2 separate regions of the Homo sapiens genome follow, and region 2 is linked to region 1. The links are chromatin loops, found by intact Hi-C in ENCODE. Cell type or tissue: HepG2. All regions are shown on one strand. Each heading gives the region's core, and the rest is flanking DNA. Links, peaks and the distances in the headings are about the cores only.

Evidence for each region. Hi-C counts contacts between places; a loop is a spot of excess contacts. Peaks named below come from ENCODE experiments on the same cell type or tissue, not always from the same donor. Only the 100,000 strongest peaks of a DNase experiment are listed, where the experiment ranks them.
Region 2: a loop joins it to region 1, with 16 times the contacts of the local background. A loop is called at or near these places in 1 of 110 quality-filtered maps.

The regions. Positions count from the first base shown.
Region 1 is chr6:81,490,309-81,493,137 of GRCh38, forward strand. LOC105377871 (a long non-coding RNA gene) reads right to left here. Exons shown (of 5, transcript XR_007059658.1): 4 at 1,183-1,373. Among named protein-coding and RNA genes, the nearest start is that of TENT5A, 260 kb to the right of the region's middle. In HepG2, for the core only: no CTCF peak of the experiment used is centred there; a DNase peak (open chromatin) is centred at 1,343.
Region 2 is chr6:81,379,457-81,382,285 of GRCh38, forward strand. No RefSeq gene overlaps it. Among named protein-coding and RNA genes, the nearest start is that of TENT5A, 370 kb to the right of the region's middle. In HepG2, for the core only: no CTCF peak of the experiment used is centred there; DNase peaks (open chromatin) are centred at 1,455 and 2,255; H3K4me3 peaks cover 989 bases.

The DNA of each region.
Region 1 (2,829 bases), core at 314-2,813:
CTCAGTGTGGGGATTGAGGTAAGGGAAGAGAGAGTTTGAAGAAAAGTTTGAAGCTGCTGCTGCGGGAATGGGAGAGGAAGCTGAGCAGGGAATATTAGAAATTTTGCCTCTTGTTACTGTTACCTCATTGAGACTGAGACCATGAATTTTAAAGAGCCAATCTGGGACATTATGTAATTCTAGTAGTACTTTTCAAGGTTAGATTTGGGCAAGAGGAAGATACTCGAGTTTATCTAGAATTGTGATTTTTCCAGGTAGGTGTCACAAAAGGTAAGTGGGGCAAGAATGCTGAAATTAATAATAATAGGAATAGAATAGAGTTTCAGCCCTCAAGGAAGGCACTGGGATGTTGTTGTTGTTGTTGTTGTTGTTTGAGGGAATAAATGAGAAATGGCACAGATGGGGCTTTGAGAGTTAGCATACTAGCTACTGTCCAGTCTTCAACATACATTATTTCATCCATGAGCCACAACAAACCTATATTGTAGACACTAAAATTATTTCTACTTTACAAATTAAAAGTGGAAGACCTCAGAGAAGAGGAGTTATGTATCTATCGTCATACAACTAGGACTCAGTGGATTTAAGACTCAACCAAGATCAAAAGTAAGGTCTAACAGACCCAAAGCCCATTTACTAAACTTATGCTTCAATGAAAGTAATGAGTAACAAGATCCTTCCCCTTTAAAATTCTATCTTCAGAAAATGTACAATTAACTTGAAGATACAAAGCAGAATTAGAATTACTAAAATTCATAGATCAAGATTGAGGACATTATTAATTCCAAATGGGATTCTGTCAAACAATAATATTTGGAAGCTGTGTAAAACTTTAGAGGATCCAAAGAACTTTCATAAATTTTATCTCAATAATCAAAACAATTGTATGAACTAGATATTTTGTCATTTCTATTTTATGGGTTCCAAGAGTTAAGGGATTTATATAACTTACTAACCAGAGTTTTGCCTTTTGGTTTTTGTTTGTAGAAGCCCCTAGAAAACTCAAAATGATAATAAATATGTTCTTAGCTAACTTTTGCTTCATACATGAGTTTAATACAGTGAAAAGGTAGAGTAAACCTTAATACTTTTTTTTACTGTTTTGTTTTTGAGACTGTCATGAGAACATATTTAGCATTAGAATTAATTTATTTTGAACTCTTGGAGAGAAAGTCTGCTTACTTCATATAAATCAGATGGGGTTTACACTGCAAAATAGTCCAAAATCTCTCATGTGGAGATTTGGCTACTTTTCATTCTTTTCTCTGTAGAGGTCACAACTTAAAATTCTTGCAGATTGTCTTCATTCTGAAAGCATGTGACAGAAGCTTGCCCAGTCCCCTCAGACTTTGGACTCTTCTGTTGTCTTTTGCCTGAGCAAATAGAAAAATACATAAGTAAGTAAATAGTGAAAAATAAATTTAAAAGTGCTGGTCTATGCAAAAAAAAGTATAGAGCATAAAATAGACTATGAAAGAAAGATCTAGAAAGAAAAACAAGAGAGCTGCCCAAGTGACCAGCATGTTTGACTTTCTTCTATATACTTTGGCTTAATTTACTACCTCTTTTCTTCCTTTCCCCTAGAAGGTCTTCTCTTGTCCTACTCTGTACCTCCTAGAGGAACATATCTGGCTTCACTAAACCAATAGGCCTAGGCAGATTATTGTAATTCTCTGTACCATTCCTTAGTAGTGACACTTGTGATTTATGTTACTCTCTCAGTGCCACTGAAATGGTTTAAACAGGTATCTAAAAGAGGTCTGATTTTTATAATTCAATTTATAAGACCAATACTATCTAAGAAAACCCCAATAATAGTATGTTATTCTGAAATAGAAATGTGTTGAGCTTTGGAAAAAAGCAAAGATAAAACATCTGAAAAAAATTGTGATAAATAGTTCATTTCTTTGTGTTGTTACCCAAAAGAGAAACAGAAATTATGTCAAATGAGAAAAATAGGAGCTTGACAAATAATAAAGACAAAAATCTACAGTGTTAAAAATCTATTATTAAGCATGCTGACTCCTGGATTGCATCTACATAATTTGAGGGTAAAAGTGTGGTATTTATTTAAATAATAAAGGCTGTTTGTTTCTACATATTCTATGACTTTATTTAATAGTGTTTGATGAGAAGGACAAGAAGAAAATTAGCAGTAGTAGTAACAGTAGGAGTAAGAGGGAAAGGAGACAATGGAAAGAAGCAGGGGAAAAGCATTACATAATTTTCATTTTTCTCAGTGATTTGTTTATTCGTTTACAGTCATGTGCCACTTAACAATGGGGATACATTATGAAAAATGTGTCATTAGGTGATTTCATCATTATACAAACATCAGGGTATACTTACACAAACCTAGATGATATAGCCTACTACACACCTAGACTATATGGTATAGCCTATTGCTCTTGTGGAACATGTTACTGTACTGAACACTGTAGGCAGTTTTAACACAATAGTAGGTATTCGTGCATCTAAACATATCCAGCCATATAAAATGTACAGTAAAAGTATAGTATTATTTTATGGGACCGCCATCTTTTATGCAGTCCATTGTTGCCTGAAATGTCATCATGAAGTGCATGACTGTATTTAATTAATTATATATTTATTTATTTTTTTTTGAATGGGGGTATTGATTCCCAGAGGGAGGAAAACACATTCTGACTTACATACACATGGTTGGAAAAAAAGAGTTAAATGACATCACTACAATGTATATCTGTCAACCGGCAATCGAAATCATCTCCATGATTGAAGGTACATTTTTAGTGACCACATAATCACATGTAGGCTATCTATCCAACGGTAGCTCTCAGTGGTTTTGAT
Region 2 (2,829 bases), core at 303-2,802, 110 kb before region 1:
TCTTCCGAGGAAGCTGAAATTGTGAAAGTAAAACAGTGTGAACTGGTCATGTCTCAGGTGATGTTGTGTTCTGGAAAGTATCTCCAGTCCTGGGCTGGATCCAGTAGGTGCACCTGAGCACTCAAACCTGAAACAGGGACTCTTATTCCTTAAACATAAGACATTCCAATGAGAAAGCTGTTCTCAGTTGAGTTGCAGAGCACGGAGGAGGATATGGAGGTGTCCTTGGCTTCCCAGAATTGCTGAAACTGAAAAACCAAGGCCATCTCTGAGGGTCAGAGATCCACCTATGAGTACATCACATTAGCACTGTCTTCAGAAATCTTTGGCTGTGGGGGAGAATAAGGAATGTGATTGATTTCTTTATGCTAACTAAATGTGCTTCAGAAGAAATGAAATGAAAATTCAATAAATATGTTTGTTGCCGTAAAAAACAGAAACAAACAAAGCCTTTAACTTTCTTCCAGTCAGTTGAATAAAGATCAAGGCTGTTAATATGAGAGTTTAATATAATTTTATGTGACATTTAAATCAATGTATTTTCTAAATAAAATATGGAATGTGTATATTTGTAGATTTTTATGCTTGAAGAATACAGAAAAGAATTTCTAGTGACTATGGACCTCCCTTTAAGTAAACTTAGTCCTTACCTCAAGTGATCTGCCCACCTTGGCCTCCCAACATGGTGAAACCCTGTCTCTACTAAAAATACAAAAATTAGCAGGGCGTGGTGGCACACACCTGTAATCCCAGCTACTCGGGAGGCTGAGGAGGAGAACTGCTTGAACCCGGGAGGTGGAGGTTGCAGTGAGCCAAGATTGCGCCACTGCACTACAGCCTGGGTGACAAGAGCGAAACTCTGTTTCAAGAAAAAAAAATAAAGAAAAAGAAAACTTAGTCTACTCCCAGTAGCTGATTATCAAGACACGACACACCTCAAGTATTTTCAGCCAGAAGAAATCTCCTCACATTTTGATTATGTTTCATGCAATTTATTCATGCAATGCCCCTAAAGATGGAGGGTAATGCCAGAATACTGTCTTAGATTTTTTAGTGAAATTAATCTTGATAAATATAATCAAGATGTCATGAGAAGTTATTTTCTTATATTTTGGAATTTTAAAAAATTTTATTAATAAGGACTGCTTTTGACTTTTTTCACTGATATGTAATAGTTGTACATATTTATAAGATACATGTGATATTTTCTTCTTCATTTTTCTCTTTGACATTCATATTCTTCTTTAAAATCATTATTTCACCATGGTTGTATGCCCTGCCAGTCATTGGAAATACAAAGGGAAAACAAATATATCTGAATCCAAGCTTAACACTTCATTCATTATTATCTACTTCCATTCTCTATCTTTTCACCTACTACTAGCTGACCTTTAAAAAAAAAAAAAACTTTCCTGGTGTCACTTTAAATTCACAAGTAAGGTCCAGAGTTCAGCTAAGCTTTGATGATAGGGGAGAGATTTCAACAGAAAGGGTAGAATCACTCACAACAATATACTTAAAGTGAATGAGTAACAATTTTTCCAGGTTTCTAATATTTCCTTTCATGTGAAGGGAATTCCAATAGACAAGAAGTAACTCAACCTGAAGCAGTACACTTAGAAGGAGAAACTAAGTATGTGTGACTCTTATTCACTTTTTCCTAGAAGCCAAGGTGCCAAGAGAGAGCTCTGCTCTTCCAAGTTGTATGGCCTCTAAGTTGTCTACATGTGGAAGCCTACAATTATTAGCACAGCTTGTGCCAGTGACCAAGCTATTTTACGGAGGTTTGATGTTAAGAACCATATGCTAAGTCTATTCTCCAATATTACTTTTATCAGTATAAAGCTAACTTTTTTGCCTCATTTATAAATTGGTAGGAAACTTGAGTGGATGGATAAAAACATTGAATATATTGAGCCTTCTCAAACAATACATTTTTCTTTGATCTTCAACCCCACCCCACACCACCCGCATTGAAAAGTTTAGAACTAGGCCTCCAGAAACAATCTTCATTTATATTTTGAGAATACCCAATTAAAGTTTTAATTCTTCAATGTGAGATTATGTTACATTTCAGCACAAAATTCCCACACACCACCACCCAAAAAAACTCATAAATATCCCAGATATTCTCTCTCAGTTATAAAATCAGTAGAACCCTAGTTAGTCAGGGTATCTCATAAATGAAAAGTGGAGTTCCAAAGATTACTAATGTTTGAAACACTAAATATTTACTTTGTAGACTTGACCCAGCCAGCATATATCTAGGTGACCTTATGAGGTCTACAGTTCTACCAGCTGTAGTTTGAGACTGAAATAGCAGTCCCATTAGAAAAAAATGCAAGCAAGTTAATATTTATTATTTCTGTGGTATTTCTTTTCTGTTTCTTATTTCATTCAAATATGTCACATTCCAAAGATAGTGCCCATAATCTATTAATATAGGTATTAGAACAAATAGACTACAACCATAATTGAGGGATGGGGTGTTTGGAGGAGGCCAGAATCATCATTGCTTGTATTATGAGCGTTTTAGACCCAAAACTATGGAAACTGGAAAATGCTATTGACACGTCTGCTGATTGGTAAGCCAATATCTGTTTATTCTCATTGCCAATGACTCTTTAGTCAAAAGGGTAGAAACTACCACAGAGGTGGAAGGAAAAGGAAAAGACAATTCCATTTCCCTGGCTTAGGGGGTTTGGGGAGAAGGAAAATTTTTTTAAAAAGAGTCAGGAATGAGACTTTATTTATTGGATTACTTACTTGCCCCTCAGATTTAGAACAGAGTGAATGAGGATCATTACCTATGTTATGAGAAAGAGGGCA